Regions from separate parts of the Homo sapiens genome. Here region 2 is linked to region 1. A link is a loop called in an ENCODE intact Hi-C map of the cell type or tissue named here. Cell type or tissue: PC-9. All regions are shown on one strand. Each heading gives the region's core, and the rest is flanking DNA. Links, peaks and the distances in the headings are about the cores only.

Region 1 (12,292 bases), core at 1,389-9,388:
CAGGGATCTATGTTAAAGAGATGGTGTCTCAGAACAGAAGCCTTGGCCTGGGTGGCTCTCGTGGGATCTGAGACTGAGTTGGCTAGGGCCACATTCCCACCTTTCCAGGAACGTGTGGAGCATTGACCCTGCTCTCTGAGCATCTACTCCATTCTCCTGACTCTGCTCCTGGCTACTTCATGCCCTCACCTGCACATGACCATCATGGAGAAGACCTGTTTCTCTTTGCTTCCCTGCTTTCTGCACCACAATCCTTCTGCTTTGGCTCTCACTTCAAATGTCAACAGCCGCTCAGTTTCCCAAACTTACGTCCTGAAGGATGAATCTTAAGAGGCCCAGATCATCTTTTTCCAGGCCACAACTCAGTGGCCTTGGGAGAGGCTACCCTTAAGTCAGAGCGCACCCTGATCTAGCTAGTTACAGCTAAGAGGGGAGGAGGGGCAGATTCCTATGGGGGTGGTCTCTGGGAAGGTGACAAAAGATTGGCCTCTCATCTGACATCTTTTTCCTTATGGGAACAAAGGAGACAAAAGCCACTCTTCTGAGGCTTCAAAGACAGCCTTCTCACAATACTCTATCCAAAGGGAAGAGAAATGTCCTTTCTACAGGGCAGGTCAATTCAGTGGCAAGTCTAGAGGCTTCACAGGGAAACGGTCTCTGTATGGCAGCAGCTAGACTCAGACTTGAGGGTTTAAAAGGAGCGAGAGATGTGAATTCCCAGTCATCTGTGCCCTTGTGGAGATCTAGGCACAACAGCACAACATTCACAATAGATTCTTATTAGAGAGCTTCCTTTTGGTCTGATTCCAGCAGAAGGGTTTTGTAACTTGTATTGTTGAGTCCTCACTTTCCTGGGAGGAAGATGGAAAGGTTAGAGGAAAATGCTGGTCAAGAAAGGTCATAATTCCCTGGAGTTGTTGGATGTGACAAAGAAGCAGATATTTCAGTAGAAAGGGCACCAATTTGCCTGCTCCTTGCTCCCCACTTGGGAGACTTCAGGCCACTCTAGGATTCGGAGTTTTCCCTCCACATGGGACTGAGCAGGACTGAGCAGCGGGGCCAGGCCTGGAAGGACTTGGAGTCTGTGGAGGATGGATGGGGCAGGGTCCCCGCTTCCGGCTCCACAGCTAGCCTTGCCAGGAAGGCTTGGAGCTGCTCCCTGGCCTTGACCACCCCTGGGGAGCAACAAGCAAAAGGTTCTGAGCCAGGGCATCGGTGCTGCCGGAAGGCCCCCAGCATCCTGCCAGAACTGAATCTGACATGGCCACCCAACAGCCCACCTCCCCAAGGTTGGGGAAAGCAGCCTCAGAGATCACATTCATCAGCCTCAGAGACTACACTTTATTAGTATTGCTTTCATCATATTAACACAAGCAATAACAAGTGCTTTCAACATCCTAAACCACACATCTGGAAGCTGCACTAGGCAATACAGATATAAACCCTTCAAAGAACTGGCCACTTGTCCAGGCTTTAAGAGGCTCTGATGGATTTCAGGCCTGTCTCATTTGATCCTGAGCCCAGCCCCACGTCACCATGCTGCCCTGCCCATGCCCACGGTCATGACTGCCCAGGCACCAACCGAGCTCTGATGTTCTATCCAAACGTTGCCATCCCTAGAATCAATGGAAAAAAACAGGACTTGGAAAGCCCAGCCGGCTGCAGTGGGGGCTCGAGAGGACAGATGGGTAGAAGAGAGCTGCATCTATAGGCGCTGGCTTTCTGCCCCTCGTGGGGCCAGCCCAGCCTACTCCTGGAATAGCTCTGAGTCCGCCAGCAGAGGGCTGTCACCCTTGGGGCCTGCCGCAGGAGTGAAGCCACATTGACAGGCTCTGTGCACTCCCCCGACCCATGCTACTCATAGCTGGGGCGCTGTGAGCACATTAGCCAGCATCGCAGAGGCGGGCATATAACCCTCGCCTTGCTCACTGCACAGGGTGATTTTATCAGGACAAAATGGAAGAGCTATGTAAGTGGCTGGGTGCTGAAAAATGTAATGATGGCACTTGCTGAAATGCCATTTAACCTGGAGAACATATTTTATTAGCTGCAAAAGTGTAGTCTCCTCTAAGGAGTAAGGACAATGGAAATTCCAGGGCAAAAATGTAAAACAATAAATACTGGGCCAACAGCAAGCCAGTAAACGGCATTTCCCATTCCACTCCTTAAAAAGACTTGGCTGAGCCGCTGGGTGAACGTGGCCTCCCTGGCATTGGTCCTGGGGCCCACTGGCACAGTTCCCTTTGCTGACAGAGGCAGGTTCCCAGCCCTGATTCCTTCCCCACCACCCCCAAGGATGTCCACTGTCCCCAACCTCCCTCTTCCTCTCACACCTTCCATGCTAGGCGCCTGCCAGAAATGCCATCTGCCGACCTCAAAGTCTCACCTCATCCCTCCTCAAGCCGCACCCTGAGTGTCTCCCACTCCTCCAAAACTCAGCCCTGAGACCCGGTCCCAGGGGGTCCCTCTGGCTCAGATGTGCAAAACCTTAGGACGGGATTGCTGTCTTCCTCGGTGTGCCCCCAGAAGCAGACCCTGAGACAAGGATTCGGGTGCAAGTCGTTTATTCGGGAGCTGATTCCTGGAATCACGGAGAGGTGGTGAGGAAGACAGCCAGGGAAGGAGGAGAGCTGCTGAGGGCCACGCGAATGAGCTCTGGCCAGGGAGCCACCAAGAGTCAGTGTAGGATGCACCTCGGAATCATGCCACTAAGGGCATGGAGGCTGGAGTGGTAAGGAAGCTGGGGTATTTCCACTCAATCTGGGCTCTTATTGTTAGAGAGGTGCCTCTGGAAGGCATCGAACCCCTGAAACTTTCAGTCTAAGCTGTCCATGTGCAGATGATGTCAGAGAAAGCCCTCAGGGAGAGAGTCACAGGTCCTTGGTGAAGGAAGTCATCTGCCTGTACAGGAACTGTCCTCCAGTAGACCAACGGAAAGTGTGCTGGACATAAACAACACCACACTGACCAAGGCCCCAGAGGAGCTCTGGAGCTGGCAGCCAGGCGCTCAGTGCTCGCACAGGTGAAGGCCTGCAGGATTCAGAGTCGAAGATCTGAGTGGGAATCCTGGCTCTGTTCCAGAGCAAATCTTGAGCAACTTCCTTTCCCTCTAAGCCTCACCTTCTTTGTTGAAATGGGAAACTCATACTTTCTCCACAGGATTGCTGTGAGCCCTGAAGCCAAGATACCAGGTACTATTAGAAACTGGCTTTCAACCTTTCAGATAATGTCTTTTTGAAGTTACAAGTTGAATGCTTCCCATTCTTGCCAAGAATTACTCATATTTCTGACTAACATTACTAATGCCAAAGCAATAATGCTGGGAGTGGGGAGTCTGAAGTTGAGAATTAGTCTTGGAAGTCATATTTTACATAAGCATTATTCCACGTTATCCTGCAAAGAACTGGCCACCAGAGAGCCTGGTACTAAAGTGCGTAGCAGCATGATACGTCAGTTCAGGTAGTGCCCACAGTTATCAGTAAATTAGCTGATTCTGTCTCACCTTACTGTTCTGAACATATGATTTTTGCCCATCTCAAAATGGGCAAAATTACATTGCGATTAGTGGGGAAAATGACTGATTTTGCCATTATAAAATTCTTTTGGCAACAAAGATTTCTCTTTAGAGGAAAATGGCTATATTTAGAATAAATAAGCCAACAGGTTGAAAATACAATTTGCTAATAATTGATAGGCAGTATACTATTGAATGGAGAAAAGTAATTAAAAATATACATACATATATACATACACAGAAACATATATACAGAGAGAGCACGTGTGTGTGTGTGTGTGTGTGTGTGTGTGTGTGTATTCAGCCCTGGCTGGGAAAATGTTACAGGTTGGGTTCTCCAGAAACAGATAATGAAGCAGAATTTCGGGTGCAAAATTTTATTAGGGCTCAACACCTGTGAAGGAAGGAGGGAGCGAGTAGAATGGGAAAGAAGTTGAATGGCAACAAGGTCTTGGCCAGTCTAGCAGGAACTCTGGAGTGGATATTGTCCTGCAGAGCAAATGAGATGGCTGTGCTTTCACACCCCTGCCTCTCTGTGACAGGATGCAAGCTGCCACCAGAAGAGCATGACCTAGTGCAAGGCAGCTCTTTGAGCAAGGCAGCTCTTTGCAGGGAGGCGGCCCTTTGCAACAAGGCAGGCCCTGAAAGAGCCGATAGCTGGGGGCTGGCTGCTGACCAAGCTTTCAGTGGATGGGCAGCAAGTCCTTTAGAGGAAGGGGATCTAGGCTGTGCATCCCTGCGTCTATAAAGGCATTAACTCTTGGTCATTTTATTTCAACAGCTTCTTTTGGCTGACCATAACTCATCCTGGAGTTTCCCTCCCACCTCCCTCTGCTGCCCCCCACCATTTCTCTTGGTTTACTTTCGATCCTCCTTGCTAAACCAAAAGCAAATAAGGTAGGAGAGTGAAAAAGAAAAGAACTATTCCAGTCTGTTCTTTCACCTCTCAGCTCTGGATATGGCTGTCTGCAAATATTCACAGCACCAGTGACCTCCATTCCCTCAAGCTAAGCTCCATCTTCCTGCCTCTGTGCCCTCATCCAAACTAATATTCTCCTGGAATAACCCTTCTACTCTGCTTCTATTTCTATTTATCCTTCAAGGCCTTTTTAAGTCTCACCTCTGTGAAAAACGAAAATCTCTTCATGGGCCCTATTCTCATTGTTTATAACCTACATTCGAGCATTTTAGGCAATATTTAACTACACATTTTCTTAAATCCCAGTCTGGAGTGTAGTGGTGCAATCTCAGCTCACCGCCACCTCTGCCTCCTGGGTTCATGAGATTCTCCTGCCTCAGCCTCCCCAGTAGCTGGGATTACAGGTGCGTGCCACCACACCCAGCTAATTATTGTATTTTTAGTAGAGACAGAGTTTCACCATGCTGGCCAGGCTGGTCTCAAACTCCTGACCTCAGGTGATCTGCCCACCTCGGCCTCCCAAAGTGTTGAGATTACAGGTATGAGTCACCGCGTCCAGCCGCAAAAATTAATAATTGAGGAGTAGGATGTGCACCTTTTGTATTCCCTTTAGTACCTGGATAGTATGGGTGCCTGATATGTACTTATGAATTTTTACATTGAATCAAAAGAAATTGCTTTTAGAAGGAACGCTCAAAATGTAAAGTGATTACATTCCAACCATATGCAACACTTCTAATTGCTGCGGTTTCCACTTGAATGATCATGAAATGATCTGGAGAAGCAACATGTGGAAATTTAAATCCATTCATTTATCAACAGCAAAACAGCTATTTCCAACTTTTTTTTTTTTTTTTTTTTTTTTGAGATAGAGTCTTGCTCTGTTGGCCAGGCTAGAGGGCAGTGGTACAATCTCAGCTCACTGCAAACTCCGTCTCCCAGGCTCAAGCAATTCTCCTGCCACAGCCTCCTGAGTAGCTGGGATTCCAGGCGTATGCCACCATGCCCAGCTAATTTTTTTTTTCTTAATTTTTAGTAGAGACGGGGTTTCACCATGTTGGCTAGGCTGGTCTCGAACTCCTGACCTCAGGTAATCTGCCCGCCTCGGCCTCCCAAAGTGTTGGAATTACAAGTGTGAGCCACCACGCCCGGCCTATTTCCAGCTTTTTAACAAGGACTGAATCAGGGCTTCTAGACTCATGCTGCAAAGGTAGAAGGATTTAATGGATCAAAATGAGAATTCATGGCTCTTGAATTGTTAACCTCTGATATCTCTTACTTCATTCAAAGCGTCAGCAGCTCCTGAAATCTAATTTTAGGTTCTACAAGGTGCATCAAATAAAGAAAGTGTAATAAGCATATTTAAGACAATTTAAACTCATTTAAAACTGATGGCTCCCTAGACCAGTGATTCATCAGATGTAGCCTGGGGACTCCAGGGGGCGCTAAGATCTTTTCAGGAGGACTGTGAGGTCGAAACTATTTTACAATAATATGAAGACATCATTTGTTTTTCTTACTTTCATCCTTTCTCAAGAATATGGTAGAGCTTCCAGAGGCTACATGACATAGGATACTTTGTTCTGGCAACAAGTGCTTTTTGTATTCTTGTGTTTTTTAGAATTTTCTAAGGTGGTAGATTTAGAATATATATATGTGCATTTTCGGAGATTAACTCAGTTTGTTCTTAATACTTTCACTGCAGTATCTATCTTTCATTATACCTGCTATAATTTCTGTGACCTCATTATTGTCCAATGTATTGTTGCTTTGAAATCCCGAATTTCCCTTGCATCTATTTGAAAACTCAACAACAAATAATATACTGTGTTGTTTTGCAATATTTTAAATTTTTTTCAAAACTTCATAAGTTTTAAAAAATTCATCTAAAACTGTTATTGCTTTAGAGTTCAATATTCTAAAATAAAGAGAAAAGTTATTTATACAATATTTTTCTTATCATTAAGGATAGATCACTGGCTTAAAAACAAAAGATGAGAAGGCTTGCTTTCTCAATTCCCACATGTAGCATCTACATATAAGATGCTGACATACCTGAACCTGAAATATCAGAGTTCCCTGACTCATGGAAGGGCGGATCAACTTCAAAAAAAAAAAAAACTGGATGAAGAAATGAAAACACAATGAAAGATATCTTCCCCTCCCTTTGTGGATGCTAATAATTCCCCTTATTGTGTCTTATGCAACAAAACAATTTCAGATTGTCATTTTGAGACTGATAAGAGTATAAAGGAAAAATATTTTTAATGTACACAATATGAGCTTTTTAAAAGCTAAATATTTCTTCATGTTTTCAAACTAGAAATGAAAAAGACACCAAAGCATCCTACAGGGTGAGTTATCATATTGCATTGGCTGGAAAAGTACATATACTAGCTGAATGACAAAGCCTTACACAGTTGACGTTGCTCAATGCCTGCTGAAGGACAAGTTAGTAAAAGAAACCAGTGCCACTTCCCCAAAACATGGTACCTTGTCAAATTTCGGATTTCACTATAAACATGAAGACTAATATACCATCTGCAGAATTGCACTTGTACTTTCAAAATGGACACATCTACAGATATGACTGTATTTGTTATTTTTCTTATTTTTGTTCTTATCAGCCCCACTTAATGATTGAAGATATTACATAAATGCTTGGCAACAAACACATGTGCTGAAATAGTCAAAGTGTTGAATAACTTTTTGAATCTTATGATTTATCCTGATACAACTGTGTTGAAATGTGCATGGATGGTGCAAAAGCAATTGTCAGCAAAAGTCATGCCTTAGCATCAATGAAATCAGTATACTAGGAGTTAACTGTTACTGCTATGGCCTGGCAAAAGCAAAAGCAAGCCAGCTTCACTCAAGAATATCCTGGGGCCAGGCATGATGGTTCATGCCTGTAAACCCAGCACTTTGGGAGGCCAAGGCTGGAGGACTGCTTGAGGCCGGGAGTTTCAGACCAACGTGGGTAACATGGCGAGACTCTGTCTCTGCAAAAAATTTCAAAAATTAACCAGGCTTGGTGGCGCACACCTGTAGCCCCGGTTACTCAGGAAACTGAGGCTGATCATGCCACTGCACTCCAACCACTCTGTGTCAAGAAAAACAATAGACAGTATTTGTTGCTAATGATAAAATCTGAGTTTTCAACCAAAAATTGGAATTTGGGGGAAATTTGTATCCAATATTATGAGTTTCCCAGTACTTAAGGATGAGATCAGTGGTGCTATTAATAAATAGGACTTAAAAAAATATTGTATACTGAAATGACTGAAAATTTGGGAGAACTGTGTGACTCAGTGAACCAGTATTTTCTAAATGACCAATGCAATGCATGATGCTACAAAATCCACTCAGAGAACAAGATAGACCAGTGCATTTTAATGTAATACATTTTCACAGTTCAGTGATAGGGTTTCAGATTCTACTTTGCAACTGGCCTTTAAGAAACTATGATTTGTCAAGTTTTGCTCTAATATCACTGAAGAATACCCACAATTATTTGAAAAGGCTATCAAAATACGCCTCTCATTTTCCAACTACATATATATGTGAAGCCACATTTTCTTCATATTCTTTAACCAAAGCAATGTATTGGAACAAATTGAATGCAGAGGCAGATAAGAATATCCAGCTGTCTTCTATTGAGTCAGATGTGTGTGTGTGTGTTTGTGTGTGTGTGTGTGTGTGTGACAGTGTCTCTGTTGACCAGGCTGGAGTGCAATGGTGCAATCATGGCTCACTGCAGCCTCAACCTCCCAGGCTCAAGCAATCCTCCCACTTCAGCCTCCTAAGTAGCAGCTGGGACTACAGCCTCATGCTACCATGCCCAGCTAATTTTTTAATTTTTTGTAGAGACTGGGTCTTGCCATGTTGCCCAGGCTGGTCTCCAACTTCTGGGCTCAAGTGATCCTCCCATTTCAGCTTCCCAAAGTGCTGGGATTACAGGCATAGGCCACTGTGCCCAGCCTAAGCCAGATATTAAAGGGATGTGCAAAGATTAAAACAATGCTGTTTTTCTCATTTGTTTTACAAAATGGTTATTTTCCAAAAACATGTTATTTGTGTTAATGTATGTTGGGCTTATTGTTATTTATAACCAAATATATATTTCTAATTTGTGTTTTAATTTTTAATATGATAAATATTGGTAGGTAAATCCACAAATAAAAGTGTTTTGGGGTCATCGATAATTTTATGGCATGTAATGGGGTCTTGAAACCAAAGAGTTTGAGAAGCACTGTTCTAAACTGATGGGAACCTAGGGTATGTTGAGAAGTGGGCTCAAGTGACTTGAGGTGTGTATCAGTTAGAGGAAAGAAGTGAGTCCTCCTAATTCCAGAAAGAGACAAGAGAAAAAAGGCACAGGCCAAAGACCACGTAACTGCCACACCTGAATGTGTTTCTTGTTACAAATGGTGGGGACTAGAGCAGAGCTTTCAAGGGTTGGGCCAAGTTCTTTCTTGGAGGAGTCATTTACTGGACATAGAGGTGGCAAGCATGAGATATCCTTTTCCTGAGATGTGAGGTTCAGAAATTCCAGATGGATGATATTTTTTTAGCCACTTAATATATTTAACCAAAAAATTCAAATTAAGTATATTTTGGGCCATTAGATTTTATCCTTTCACTTGATAGCAGAATAAAATTACCACAGAATCAAAGACTATATAAAGTTTTTAAACCTAAAAGAACTAGTCACCCAAAGAGCCAGAGAATCAGAGATAAAGAGATTAAGATTATTTACTTCTTTCCTCAAAATTTTTCTGATTTGATTGTGTAACTCACATGACATTGGTTTTCTTTCTTGTTGTTGTTTTGAGATGGAGTCTCAGTCTGTCACCCAGGCTGGAGTGCAGTGGTGTGGTCTCGGCTCTCTGCAACCTCTGCCTCCCGGGTTCAAGGGATTGTCCTACCCCAGTCTCCCAAGTAGCTGGGATGACGGGCACACGCCACTATGCCTGGCTACTTTTTGTATTTTTAGTAGAGACGGGGTTTCACAAGGCTGGTCTTGAACTCCTGACCTCAGGTGATCTGCCCACCTAGGCCTCCCAAAGTGCTGGGATTACAGACGTGAACCACCACAACTGGCCTTTTTTTTTTTTTGAGTCGGAGTCTCACTTTGTCACCCGGGCTGGAGTGCAGTGGCGCGATCTTGGCTCACTGCAACTTCTGCCTCCCAGGTTTGAGCAATTCTCCCACCTCAGCCTCCCAAGTAGCTGGGACTACAGGCGTGCACCACCATGCCTGGCTAATTTTTGTATTTTTAGTAGAGACAGGGTTTCGCTATGTTGGCCAGGCTGGTCTTGAACTCCTGACCTCAAGTGATCTGCCGGCCTCAGCCTCCCTAAATTTGGGATTACAAGCATAAGCCCAGGAAGAAATACGTGCCTCTGCATGGAATAGCATGCACCTGTGACACACCAGGACCTAAGGACAAACATGCACTAGAAGTCACAAACCATTAAAATCAAAAGACCACTTTGTTTCACTTGATCTGTGTTTGGGTGTTTGGAGGCATTTCTTATAAGTGTAATATAGTTTTCAGGACATCCTGTTAGAAGCCTCTCCATCTAGGTCCTAAGGACAATATTCCAATACTCTAAACATGCTGCCTTAGAGAATGAAAGCATGATTCTGGTATCCATCCGGTGTAAACAGAAACATCCAGGAGTGACAGCTATGTGGACTTTTACCTATGTCCCACTGTCTCTTGTCTTTTTGGGGGGAAAACTTTGTTAATAGGTAGAACTACTTTTCTTCATTTCCTGATACACAACAGTTCCCACTTCTCAACAAATGGTAGGCATTTCAAAGTAAAACAGATCTTCTAACTTCTAGCAGTTATAGAATCAAAGGATGTGAATCCCATTTCTTATGGTTTAAAGGGGGTATATAACCAGTAGAATGAAGTAATAAGGCCTAAAAAGGTTGGGTCTCAATTTCAAAATTAATAAGGTCAGAAAAGACTTTTAACTATAAGGTAGTCAGGTGATTGAATCTAGAGTTAGAATAAAAGAATAAAGCATTACTTTTTTTTTTAAATTTTTTGCAACAGAGTCTCACTGTTATCCAGGCTGGAGTACAGTGGCACAATCTCAGCTCACTGCAGCCTCTGCCTCCCAGGTTCAAGGATTCTCCTGCCTCAACCTCCTAAGTAGCTGGGATTACAGGCACGTACCACCACGCCCAGCTAATTTTTTTGTATTTTTAGTAGGGGTGGGGTTTCCGCGTGTTGGCCAGGCTGGTCTTGAACTCCTGACCTCAAGTGATTTGGCCTCCCAAAGTGCTGGGATTATAGGCGTGAGCCACTGCACCCAGCCAAAGCATTACTTTTAATTAAAATTTTTGACATGAGGCAAGGTAAAACTAGCAGATAATATTATCTTATTCTTTCAATTATTTTGAATTGAAGCGATTTAGTTTTAGGGCAAAAGACCATGTTTTATGCCTTTAAAATATTTATACAGTAGATAATTAAATATTACTTTTGAAAATTAATTCATTTTTCAACAAATATTTACTGAGGGCCTACCATAAGCCGAGCACTGGGCTGGGCTCTCAGGATGCAGCAAGGGCCAGGACGGTAAGGTCCCTGCCTTCAAGGAGCTCCCAGGAACAACTAGCAAGTGTGTAAAAGGAAGGAGGGACCAACAGAAATTAGATGAAAAGGGACACTTGGGAATCTTCCCAGAAATTTCTGTTGTAAAAGGAAGCACACTGGTTTTCAAAGTCTTAGGCAGCAGCTGAAGACAATGTAGATTTCCCACAGATGACACACCTGTGATGATTAGTATTAGTGGGAGAAGATGGTACAAGAGCTCTTATGGCTACTGTAGCCATGCCCCAGGTCATGTCGTGTGTGTGTGTGTGTGTGTGTGTGTGTGTGTGTTTCCTGGTCCTATACACATAGCCAAGGTTACAAAATAGGATGGTGCATTTGGAGAAAAAAAATCAATGAAACTTTTATTTTTATGTGTATTGCTACATTTCTACCAGGATGTAAAAGCATAAACTAAATTTATAATAACTATATTTCTATTGATTCCAAAGATAAATTCTTTCACTTGATGGAAAACTAAAACATTTTATGAGTATTAAAATAAAAATTTGAATAGAATTATGGTTTGCTTTTATACTATCTGCTTCCTAGTAATTTTCTGGGTAAGATGTTTCATAGATGTTTTTTTTTCCTATGAAGATTTGGAGATAATGTTTCAACATTTTGCCTCCATCCTTCAATAAAACTCCACAGTAAACCAATAGTATATAGGAGAATTACCTGCTGAATATATATTTTAGCCAAGGCTTAGGCAGAAAAAAGAAAGACTGCAATTTTCATCAGGACCCTTGGATTCCAGGACTGCATTTCCACGAATGGACTAGCATGCATAGATGGATGTAACCACAAAGAAAACGGTAACATTTACCAAGCACATATGCTATGCCGGGCCCTGGGTTACGTATCTCTCAAAGATTATTCAGTTTACATTTCCACACCACGATGAGGTAGGTGATGAAGAATCCACGCCTGGGAAGAGTTAAGAAACCCACCAGTTAATAAGTAGCTGGGCTGAGCACAAGCCAGGCAGTCTGACAGCAGTTCCACAGCTACGGATGAAATCTGAGCTCTTCAGAAGAAAAATGTTACCGAAAGAACAGCTTCTCAGCTCAAAAATTATTTTAAGTAAATCTGCTCTGTCTTATATTAATTCATATACATATGTTACAAAATGTCCATTCTTCCCCAAGTGCTACAGTTCTGAAAACTAATCACTGGTACTTTATCTGTCATTTCTTATCTGAGATGATTTCCAAATAGAATTCAGTGGTGTAGGCAGGTATTG
Region 2 (12,292 bases), core at 2,702-10,701, 96 kb before region 1:
TTAATACAGATCTTCTAATATCCAAGCCTGTAGTGTCCCCTGGTCCACCAAAATACCTGTCCCCTGGTTTTCTGCATAGCTCTACACACTTATACATTTTAAACTCTTTTCTTACCTAATATTATTTTCAGAAATGTGGTTCCCTTTTCTATACTACTAATCTAGACATCATCTGAATAGCTGCACAATTTAAATTTTAACTTAATTTACTCAGCAGCTCAGGTCATGGCTCAGGCCACTCTGATTTTGCTGTATTAGAAGCAGTGCTACTGCAAACTTTTGGGGCCAGAACAATTTTCTTCTTCTGAATAATTAAAAAATGACATTAAGGATTCAACAAGTATGAATTTATGCCTCTTGATTCACCTTGGTGTTACTGACCTAAATAAAAACCCTGGGCCTATTTACTCATTACCCATAAATGCATGCATTCATTGCTTCGTTTAGCCATCTGTCCATGCATCCATCTACCTACCCAGACATATATCCATCCACCCACTCACCTACTCATCCATCCATCCATCCATCCACCCATCCACTCACCATCCATCCATTCACCTACTTACCCATCCATCTATCCATCCATCCAACCATCCATCCACCCATCCATCCATCCATCCATTCATCCATCCATCCACCTACCTACTTACCCATCCATATATCCACCCATATATCCATTCATCCACCTACCCACCTACCCACCCATCCATATATCCATCCATCCATCCATCCATCCATCCATCCATCCATCCATCCATCTACCTACCCATGCATTCATATATCCATCCATCCATCCACCCACCCATCTATTCATCCATCTATCCATCCACCCATCCACCCACCCACCCACCTACCTACTCACCCATCTATCCATCCATCTACATATCCACCCAATATATGCCTAATTTCCTCTAAGCCTTAAATATATTGCAGAAGTTCCAAAAAAGTGTACATTCTGGTATATGTGTGTGGATGTGGGAATAGCGGGGGAGTTCCCTGCCCTCCATCCTATTCCCCAATGTCTACCCTTTGGCTGAGGGACTTTTCTTAGAGTAGTCCCTGTCACTGCCCTGGCCACCCCCGCCAGCAACATGTTCCCAGGCTCTGCCCCCACCTCACTGCTCTCAGCCGACTCCCTCGTTGATGCTGGCAGTCCTGGTTCCCTTGACTTTCCTTTGTTTATTTTGGAAGGCCTGGTCATTTAGCGGCAGGCACTGCAGTCATTTGGTTCCAGCTGTTTCCCTCGGGCCTGGCTGGTGGATGGTCTGTGCTGGAGACAGCTGGCCTGAGTCGGGGGAAGTCAGGGCCCTGCGGGACAGAGACCAGCAGTAGCTCTTGGACATGCTTAAAGGACAGTAGCCTATTGTGGGAGAATTGACTGGGGCGGGCTTGGCTCCAGCTACCCCTTGTGGCCTTTGAGGGTCACAAGATATTTCTGAGGCACTCTGCTTTCTTCTGCCTACAGCCTGTAGCCCACCCAGCCCAGGCGGACACTGTGTGTGTGTGTGTGTGTGTGTGTGTGTGGTGTGGTGTGTGTGTATGCGTGTTTGTATGTGTGTGGTGTGTATGTATATGTGTGTGTATGTATGTGAATGTGTGTATGTGTGGTGTGTGTGTATCTGTGTGGTGTGTGTGGTATGTGTATGTGTGTGGTGTGTATGTGTTGTGGTGTGTGTGAGTGGTGAGTATATGTGTATGTGTGTGGTGTGTGTATTGTGTATGTGTGTGATGTGTGTGCATGTGTGTGTGGTGTGCGTGTATGTGTGAGTGTGTGTATGTCTGTATGTGTGGTGTATATGTGTATGGTGTGTGGTGTATGTGTGGTGTGTATGTGTGTGGTGTGTATGTATGGTGTGTGGTGTGTGTGGTGTATATGGTGTGTGGTATGTGTGTGGTATGTATGTATGGTGTGTGTATGTGTGTGTGGGTGTGGTGTTGGCACTGGCATGTGAATGTATGTGTGGTGTGTCTGTGTATGTGTGTGTGTGAGTGTGTGTATGTGTATGTGGTGTGTATGTATGTGGTGTGTATGTACGGTGTATAGTGTGTGGTGTGTATGGCGTGTATGTGTGTGTGTGGTGTTGGCAGAGGCATGTGAATGTATGTGTGGTGTGTCTGTGTATGTGTGTGTGTGTGTGGCATGTGTATGTGTGTGGTGTGTATGTGTGGTGTGTATGTGTGTGTGTGTATGTGTTTGTGGTGTGTATGTGTGATGTGTGTATGTGTGTGGTGTGTGGTGTGCGTGGACTGTGTGTGTGGTGTGTATGTGTGTATGTGTGTGGTGTGTGTATATGTGTGTGATGTGTATGTGTGTGTATGTGGTGTGTCTGTGTATGTGTGTGTGCATCTATGTGTGTATGTGTGTGGTGTATATGTGGTATGTGTGTGGTGTGTGTGGTGTATGTGTATGTGTGTGGTGTGTCTGGTATGTGTGTGGTGTGTATGCGTGTATGCGTGTGGTGTATGTGTGGTGTGTGTGTGGTGTGTGCGTAATGTATGTGGTGTGTGTGTGGTGTGTGCATGTGTGTGTGTGGTGTGTGTGTATGGGTATGTGGTGTGTGTGGTGTGTATGTGTGTGAGTGGGTGTGTGTGGAGTGGGTGTGTGTGAGTGCGTGTGTGTGGAGTGGGTGTGTGTGGGTGTGTGTGGTGTGGGTGTGTGGGCGTGGGTGTGGTGTGTGTGAGTGGGTGTGTGTGGTGGGTGTGTGGTGTGTATGTGTGTGAGTGGGTGTGTGTGTGGTGTGTATGTGTGTGAGTGGGTGTGTGTGGTGTGTGTGTGTGTGAGAGTTTGTGCACGCGCGTGTCTGGGGGACATCAGGAAACTCTCCAAGAGAATCTTTTCTCCAAGAGAATCTTGGCAATGGGTTTTTTTAAAATTTAAAAAACCCTCCATTTGTTTATTAAATAGGTAAAATATCGCCAAGGTAGAAAATACTGATAAGGAATCTTAAAATCTCTCTGATTCCACCATCTAGCAGTGCCTGGGCTAACACAGGGCACACTCTCCTCTAAGGCACTAGTGTGGCTACCGCGCGGGGACCTGGCTGGGTGGAGGAAGGAGTGAGGCTGGAAGACGGGAGTTGGGGCCAGATGGTTCTGTGTCATAGATGGAGAGACAGAAGCCACATGGAGAAAGAGCATGAACCTTGTCCTCAGACGAGGTCAGAGCCTAACTCTGGCCACTCCTTAGCTCTGTGACCTTGGACAAATTACTCAACTTCTCTAAGCGTTCACTCGCTCATCTGAATGAGAACAATCATGTCTACCTTGCAGGACTGAATGAGAGCAGACCTATCTTGTGCCTGACATGTGGTAGAATCTGTTCAATAGATGTCAGTCCCTCCCCAGGAAGTTTGGATTTTCTCCTGCGAAGCTATATTTTAAGCAGCAGAGGGCAATGTTTATTTCTTATGACGGATGAATTGACTCCTTTAAAAGCATTTGCAGGATCATAGAGGCCAGTGCTGGTGCAGGTGTGAGGGAATGTGCACTCTTATAGGCTCCTGGAGAGGGAGGCGTTTCACTGGTACAATCTTTTCTTGGTGGTTAGGTATTGTCAAATACATTTACAAGAGCCCGAGAGTTTCACTGGTACAGTCTTTTCTTGGTGGTTAGGTATTGTCAAATACATTTAGAAGAGCCCAAGAGTTTCACTGGTACAGTCTTTTCTTGGTGGTTAGGTATTGTCAAATACATTTAGAAGAGCCCAAGAATTTCACTGGTACAGTCTTTTCTTGGTGGTTAGGTATTGTCAAATACATTTAGAAGAGCCCGAGAGTTTCACTGGTACAGTCTTTTCTTGGTGGTTAGGTATTGCCAAATACATTTAGAAGAGCCCAAGAGTTTCACTGGTACAGTCTTTTCTTGGTGGTTAGGTATTGTCAAATACATTTAGAAGAGCCCGAGAGTTTCACTGGTACAGTCTTTTCTTGGTGGTTAGGTATTGTCAAATACATTTAGAAGAGCCCGAGAGTTTCACTGGTACAGTCTTTTCTTGGTGGTTAGGTATTGCCAAATACATTTAGAAGAGCCCAAGAGTTTCACTGGTACAGTCTTTTCTTGGTGGTTAGGTATTGTCAAATACATTTAGAAGAGCCCATTGGTTAGGACTGAGCCCCTGTGCTAGGATGGGACAGACCAAACCAAAATGGAGTCACTCGTGCTGAAGCTCCACCCCAGAAAGCCAAAAATAAGTTGTTTATCTGACCTTCCCAGAAATCAGGAGAGTGAAAGATAGTAGCCAGATTGCCAAACAAGCCTCTGTTTTAACCCTATAAGGAGAGTAACTTTAAAATGACCGAGATCCACTTTTTGTTCACTGTGTCTCCTTTCCTCAGCCCTTTTCTGTCTATAAAGCCAGTCTCCTCTGTTCAGCTGTTTTGAACACTCATTCCAGAAGAGGTGTTGCCAGATTCATGAATTGCAAATAAAAAACAATGAAGATCTTTAAACTAGATTTGATGTAATTTTATCTTTTTTTTTTTTTTTTTTTTTTTTTTGAGACAGTCTCACACTGTCACCCAGGCTGGAGTGCAGTAGCATGTTCTAGGCTCACTGCAACCTCTGCCTCCCCGGTTCAAGTGATTCTTGTGCTTCAGCCTCCTGAGTAGCTACGATTACAGGCTCACACCACGATGACTGGCTAATTTTTAGTGGAGATGGGTTTTCACCATGTTGTCCAAGCTTGTCTCAAACTCCTGGCCTCAAGCACTCTGCTCGCCTTGGCCTCACAAAGGGCTGGGATTACAGGCATGAGCCTCTGCACCTGGCCTAATTTTGTCTTTTGACAGTGTTATGCATCAGAAAACTTTTTAAAAAAATGTCTACCCTTTAGTCCAGCAATGCCACTGTAAATAACTTATCCAGTAGAGACGATCAGTCCAGACGCATTTACAACACTATTCATTCATAGCGTTGTTTCAACGCAAAAATGACAAATAAGATAAATATCCAACAACAGGGCACATGCATCCAGCTCTGACACAACCTTACCATGGAAACACAACTGGTCATAAATGTCAATGTACCAGTAACTAGTATGTACCAGTAATGTACAGCTAGGTTTATTAACATGAAAACTGTAAAATGTTATTGAATGAAAATAGGTCACAAAAGAAAGGATGTACAGTATGATTTCATATTTGTAAAAAGTTGTATGTACCCGCGTTGTATAAAAATTTTTGGAAGGTTTCCAAGGCCCTCATCCCTGGTTTAAGAGACACCCTCGATTCTTTAAACTAAAGAATGCCAGCCATAGAGGACTTTGGTCACTGGTAGCCAAACATGTCACAAGCAATTCAGAAACTAGCCCCTCTGCCTGCAGCATTCGAGTTCCCCAGAAGGCATCCCGGCCGCAACATCACTGGAGTAGAAAGCAGATGCCTTCCTGCCTCAGTTTATCCAGGATAGGGTCGGGAAAGCATGTGAAGGAGACCAGCTATTCTTTACCTCATAAACCGAGGGGAATTCAGGCTTCCACAGAGACAGGAGAGACCAAGATTAAGCCTGGCTCTTTCCTCCTAAAAAGAAGAGAAAGAGACAAGGTCAAAACTGGCCGTAGGACACAGCTGTTTGGATTCATCAGTCCCCAGGCATTTATGAGCACCATTATGTGCGATGCATTTTGCTAAGTGTAGAAAGGTCACAGAGCCAGAGTTCTTGTCCTTAGGGAGCTCATTCTAGGGGGAAACAAAAATAACCTTGACGTGACTGGTAAGAAAAGAGGGAGGTGACCCAGAGGGGGAAGAGGTGCCCTCCGTGGGGAAATAGAGGAAGGCCTCACTGAGGAGGTAACCCCTGAGCTGATCTTGAAGGATGCAGACAGGACGGGGGATGGATGTTAAAACGGGACAAATGGCATGGACAGAGGAAGAGGCTGCCCGCTCAGTTTCTCTGGGTGTCTGGGCATCTAGACATTCATTCTGTCTCACAGCAGCACTTTTCTGCTTCCAGCTCGCAGAGTGGGGAAAACAGCCACCCAGAGCCCTCCATTTACATGGCTTCCAGCCAGCGCAGTTGGTCCAAGGCTGGAATTGTAGTCCCAATTCCAATTTTCCATGTCTAATGCCCACTCCTGGCCTTGTAAATTGTGGCCAGGTGAGGTAGACACTGTATGGACAAGATCCAGAAGTCTCTGTGGCTCTAACCAAGAGGGCTGGTGGGTGGAGGGCATTTCCCAGGGAAAAAGAGTGGAGTGGGGTGCTGAGTGGACAGCCCCTAAATCTCCATGCAACCTCAAAGGGATGATTCCAACCAGAAACTGATGCCTATACAGCCCATGTGCCCTGTTATCTTTGACACACAAGCTTCTGATTGAAGGACAGTAATTATTACCCCAAATGTGTTAGGAAATAGTAATCTCCCAGATATAGGCTGTCCCATGTGCACTTTGGGCTGCAGGCCCAAGCACATGTGTGTATGTACACACACATATACACACACATACGTGCATACACATGTGCACGCACCAGTCCACACACCCAGAGCAAGAGGAGGAACTCAACTCCTCCTGCAGTCTGCCTGCATCTGCGAAGGATCACCAGCACAAACAATGCAGGGTGACTCATCGCCTGTGACTAACAGGCCTGCGGCTCCTCAGGTCCTCATGGCAAATGTCTCATCATTGTCCTTTTAAACCTTCAATGATGGGGGTCTCCCTAACCTGGCCTCCACCTCCAACCCAGAGGAGCCTGGAGGGAGAGAGCTCATTCAGTTAGGAGGGGAGGGGAGAGCTTAGAGGAATTCACCAGATCTGTGCAATGGGGTGGTGGTGGGGGTGTTACTTTATGAGATGATTTACTGAACATGTGCTGCAACACAGCACTCTTCACTGGAAATTCAGAACAGGGGATAATTTCCCCACAATCTATTTCCTGGCATCTTTTCAGAAATCCATGGATGGTGCAAAGTAAGATTGGAGTGTTGAGGGGGAGGAATGTCTCAGGGGGAGCAGAAACTGCCAGTTTAAAAGCGATCATCAGCTGGATGCGGTAGCTCACGCCTGTAATCCCAGCACTTTGTAGTCCCAAAACCATTGCCCTGCCAGTGGTTTTGGTGAGCATGTCCACCAGGAGATGGGCCTGTCCAGGGTCCCAGTTGTGGAGCTGGGAAAGCAACTATTTATTCAACAAAGGACGAACAGGAAGACCAATGTAACTGAGGATGAGAAGGAGGAATGGGAGACAGATTCAAATGATCCATGAAAGCCATCCTAGAGGCCTGCTATAGTTGGGATGTGATTTGTGCTCACCAAATCTTATGTTGAAATTTGATCCCCCATGTGGTGTTGGGAGGTAGGGCCTAGTGGGAGATGTTTGGGTCTTGAGGATAGAGCTCTCAAGAATGGCTTGGTGCTGTTCCCAAGGCAATAAGTGAGTTCTCACTCTGATGAGAGCAGATTAGTTCCTGGAAGAGTGGGCTATTACAAAACCAGGATCCCCCTCAGGCTTTGCCTTTTCAGATATGTCCACCTCCCCTTTGACCTTCCACCATGTTGTGATGCAGCACAAAATCCCTTACAAGGAGCTGAGCAAATGCTAGATGCTAGCCCCATGCTTATTGAACTTCCCAGCCTGCAGAACCAAGAGCCAAATAAACCTCTTTTCCTTGTAAATTATCCAGCTTCAGGTATTCCTTTATAGTAACACTAAACAGCCTGTGAATGCTTAGGAGTGAGAACTCCAGGAGAAAGACTACTTCCTACCAGTCTTAGCAGGTTAGGATCAAAAGCTTTTCTAATTTGAATGAAAATTAGGAGAAAATATGAACTTCTTCTGAACTTCAAGCTTGTCAAGGGAGATCCTGGTTGCTCACGTAATGCATCACATAGGACAGGCCAGGTTATGCTAAGTCACAAACAGCTTTAGAAAATCTTACTGATTCAAAACAACAAAGGTTTCTTTTTTGCTCACAATGACATGTTCATCACAGATCTTCAGGTGCTCAGCCTGTCCTAGTCAGCCAGAGGGCCAAGCAGCTATTATGTGGCACTTGGACAATTGTCATGGAAAAGAGTATGCTGACTTTAAAAGTTTCCACCTGGAAGCAACACTCATCCTTTCCGCTCATGTGGCAAGTCACATGGCGCGGCCTAACTTCAAGTGGGCAGGGAGTAACCCCTTTCAAGAGCCCAGAGGAGGGAGGGCTGGAGTATTTGTGAACAGCCCTAATAACTTGCGTGCTTAACCAGAGCACATGGCGTGCAGCAGATTCCTGGTACAGACTCTATTGACCTCAGGAATTCCGAGAAGGGAGACAGCATCATGGCTAGATTCAGGGAAATCTTCCTGGAGGAGGTGAAGTCTGAGGTTAACTTTGAAGGACAGTGCAGCTTTAGACCTATTAGATAAGGAAGATGGGCCAGAGGGAACAGCCTGAGACAGTAGATTTGGAAGGAGACCAGGTCTGGAGGCCATAGTAGTTCCTTACTTACATCTTCTCCCAACCGTGGTCTCTTTCAGGCTCCAGGACTCATGCTGGGAGGGCAGAAGGAAAAGACTGGGCTGAGGCCAAGCAGAGATGAAAGTTGTTTTCGAGTATTAACCTGATCAGGAAAGGAGAGTTGGTGGAGACCCCTCAACATCCTCGGCCGCAGGCCCATCACACCCATACTCATCTCCGGAGGAGTTCCAGTTCAGAGAGGAGGTCTAGCCAGACTGGCAGCTGTGCTGTTCTGTCCCTCACTGACTTTTTCCTCCAGCAGATGGGCCCCAGGGCCCCACTGTCAGGCCATCCCCAGAACGAAATAAAAGCATTTTTATGAGAGAAAGAGACAGAGGGGGAAATGAGTGCTAGGTTTCTCTGCTAGTCACTCACCCAGAAAAAGCACCAACTGGGGGTCTTAATATAGTCCTATGGACTGAGTACTGAAGATAGAAGGAAAGACAAGGCCTTGCTTGGGGATGTCCTGGTGTGGAGGAGATGTGGTCCTTCCCTTTGAGATATCCTCAGGCAATGCCTTCAGGGTATTCTCGGTCTTAAAGGGAAGATAGAACTTCTCTGCATCCTGTTTCTCATCCTTCATAGCAATTAATTGAAATTGGCAACAGGAACCCAAGATGGTCTGGGAGCAGGTGTTAGGAGGACTTCACACTCCTCCCAACTGGGGCCACTCACAAGAGAAGCCTTAGACTTGGTCTATCTAACTGCCGGGTTATTGCAAGGAATAAATGAGCTCTTTGATAAGAGAGTGCTAAACAACAAAAACAACATTAGTAATAGATCATTCAAAAGCCAGGGCCTGCAGGTTGGACGGCTTGATGTCAAGGCCCTGAGGATGGTTAAGGACTAGACTCCCCACTTTCCCTACAAGTGGCCGCCCAGTACTGCCCTGGTGATGGGTAGTCTTCCGTGGGGCCAGCTCCTGGGGGATAAAAGAGGAGCCACAGGGCAGAGGGGAGGAATAAAAGAATGGAGTGGGATGGCTGAGGTGGGCAGGATGAGGATGGGTAGGAAGCGCAGGAACTGGAAGAGAATAGGGCAAAGCGCCTCCTGGGGTTGAGAATGGGAGAGGGCCCAACAGTTGGTTCTAGGGTGGGTAGGAGATGAATCACAGTTCTGGGATGAGGGGGTAGAAGTCTGGTATATTGACCAGGGGGAGGACTTGTGGCAGGAGATGGAAATTGCGGTGAGCTGTGTGAGTTTCAGATACACAGGGACAGCCAAAGGCAAGAGTGAAGACGGTCACAGCCTGGAGCAGAAGGCTGGCCTTCCCCAGGCTCAGATTCTGATGCCCCCACCCCTCTGCCTCTGAGTCAGGCTCACAAGCCCCGTGGGAAGCTGTGGATGCTTCTGAGGCACCAGAGGGGCTGGGTACTGCTGAGGAGGGGAAGGTGGGGCTGGGAAGCAGGCAGGGGCTTAGAGCAGGAACAGAGATGGGCTCCAGGGACTGGGCAGTGAGCTCCATGGTCTCTCTGTGGACCAATATCAGGGCCAGGTTTTCACCCTTCCTAGAGCTACGTGTCCAGGAGCAAAGAGCTGCTTGGATCTTCCTCGGAGCGGTGCATGTGCTAAGAGGAGGAATAGAATGGCTTCTGCCATCAAAACTGTCCCCCTTCCTTCTCTCATCCAGTCAGCACTGGATGCACCTTGGGCGGAGGAGTTCAGTGATGCTCACCTGGGATCCAGCCAGGAGAGGGCGTGGTCTTCACCCCTGCATGGACCCCTAGGTGGCCAAAGATCAGGACTCTAGTGCTCAGACTTCAAAAGTGAGCACAAAGGCATATAATAATAATGATAATAATAATAATAGCAACACATTCTTATCTTGTGCTTGGCACTGCTCAAAGGACTTTGCAGCTGGAATCCCACCACAACCCTGCTATTGCCACCTATGTTTTATAGATGGGGAACTGGGCACAGAGAGGTGAAGGAATTTGCCCCAGGTCCCAGGGCAGGAAGGGGAGCAGCTGGATTCCAACCCAGACAGCCCAGCTTGTGGGCCTGTGCTCCAACTGGACATGGACTGATCTGCTGGAGGGTTTCCGTTACAGCCAGCAAGTCCTTCACTCAGAAGATACTGCCAAACTCGGGGCTGGGCGCTGCTGGGGCTCTGGGATCAGTGCCCTGGAGTCCTGGGCTTAGGAGTTGGGGGAGGCCAGCCAGGCAAAGGGGCCCTGGGGGTCTGAGGCAGGCAGGTCAGCTGAGCAGGGCTTCAGGGTGCAGAGGGAGGGGCAAGATATGGGCACAGGCATGGAGTAGGGGCAAGGAAAGAGTAGGAGGGAAGAAGGGAGGGGGACTCTCCAGACAGCAGATGAGTGAATTGGGAGAGCTGAGGGTGAGGGTTAAAACGACAGCAAATGCAGGCCTCATCTGGTCTATAAACAAATAAAATTGGAGCCACAGTGGGGCACAAACAATGTCCTGGAGACAGAACAAGTCGCCACATGCCCTGAGTGAGGCTGGAAGAGGGTGGGCTTCGGAGCTGCTCCTGGCAGACGCCTTGCTGGGCCACAGTGTCAGAGACTCAGAACATGTGCTAAGTTCCAAAGAAGAAGAAAATCCCCTAGCCCATGGGCTGCCTGGAGTTGGGGACGCTGGAAGGGGGAGAGAAGGACCTCCTCAAACTCGGGCAGGCTCTGACCTTCAGTGAGGACTCAGGAGTCTGCAGGGACACTGTCCAGGAGGCACACAGGGAGCTTGGCCTAGGAGGCCAGAAACGGGGGGTTCAGGTCTGGCCCTGCTCCTGCCTGTGAGGGACCTTGGGTAGTTCACAGCCTCTCTAAGCCTCATTGGTGACATGGGCACATGGACTATAACTATTGCTATTATCAGAATTACTCTCATCAGTAGAGAGCCTTCCGGGGAGCCCTGCTCAGGCATCTGGGCTCCTTCTGGCCTCTGTGGGCAGGACCACCCCTGACACCCCTGACACCCCTGTCTACAGCAGGGCTTCTCAACCTTGGCACTGGTGACATTTTGGGCTGGAGGCTTCTTTGTTTTGAGGGCTGTCCTGTGCATTTCAGGAAGCAGAATCCCCAGCTTCTACCCATTAGATGCCAGTAGCACCCCATCATGAAAACCAAAATCCTCTCAAGACTTTGTCAAAGGTGCCCCCTGTTGAGAGCCATGGGTCTAAAGGGAAGATAGGTGAAGATGAGCCACAGGACAGATGAGCCAAGGGGCTGCACTGGCAGATCCTGGGGTGGGTCCCTTCATCTCTCCCAGGTCCTCAGTTTCCTGCTTCTTATTATGGGAAACAGAACTCTGGGCCTCCAAGACAGAAGGAGAGATGCTGTTTGGAACCTGGAAGCTGTTTTAGGTCGGGTTGGGTGGGCTGAGGGACCACTAACTATCCCATCAGGAGAGCGCTAGGAAGGAGGCGTGTGGTCAGGGACACCTGTGTGCTTTGCTCCCACGTGCCGCTCCGCCTCATTCCTGGTGCTCCTCTTGTCTTCATTTCAGTTCAGACCCTTGCAGTTTTCCTCTGTACTATGCTGTTTCGTAACGACGTGCCTTTGCACATTCTATTTCCTCTGCCTAGAGAAGTTTACGTGCCTTGTCAATCTGTCGAACTCTTATTCATTCTTCAAAATCCAACCTAGGAACCATCTCCTCTATGAAACCATCCCTGACCTCCCTGATGGAGTGAATTTTTCCCTTCATGGACCTTGTCTCTTGCCCTTCTCTCTCGAACTCCTGGCCTCGAGCAATCCTCCCGCCTCAGCATCTCAAAGTGCTGGGATTACAGGCATGAGCCATCATGCCCAGCCCTGCGCTTCTCTCAGTAAGGTTTCATTGCCTGTCTATTCTACTAGACTCAGAATTCCTGGAGGGAAGTTCCTCGAGTTCAGTGACA

Evidence for each region. Peaks named below come from ENCODE experiments on the same cell type or tissue, not always from the same donor. Only the 100,000 strongest peaks of a DNase experiment are listed, where the experiment ranks them.
Region 2: a loop joins it to region 1, with 3 times the contacts of the local background. A loop is called at or near these places in 18 of 110 quality-filtered maps.

What each region holds. Positions count from the first base shown.
Region 1 is chr2:46,770,503-46,782,794 of GRCh38, reverse strand. No RefSeq gene overlaps it. Among named protein-coding and RNA genes, the nearest start is that of LINC01118, 40 kb to the left of the region's middle. RefSeq lists a silencer at 751-1,045. In PC-9, for the core only: CTCF peaks have their summits at 5,682 and 5,882 (motif pointing right); DNase peaks (open chromatin) are centred at 3,164 and 5,884.
Region 2 is chr2:46,868,067-46,880,358 of GRCh38, reverse strand. It overlaps LOC124906004 (a long non-coding RNA gene), which reads right to left. Exons shown (of 2, transcript XR_007086310.1): 2 at 5,039-5,516. Among named protein-coding and RNA genes, the nearest start is that of MCFD2-AS1, 25 kb to the left of the region's middle. RefSeq lists enhancers at 745-1,245, 1,246-1,746, 6,460-6,959, 8,115-8,409 and a silencer at 8,115-8,409. In PC-9, for the core only: a CTCF peak has its summit at 3,363 (motif pointing right); DNase peaks (open chromatin) are centred at 3,408 and 6,548; H3K27ac peaks cover 446 bases.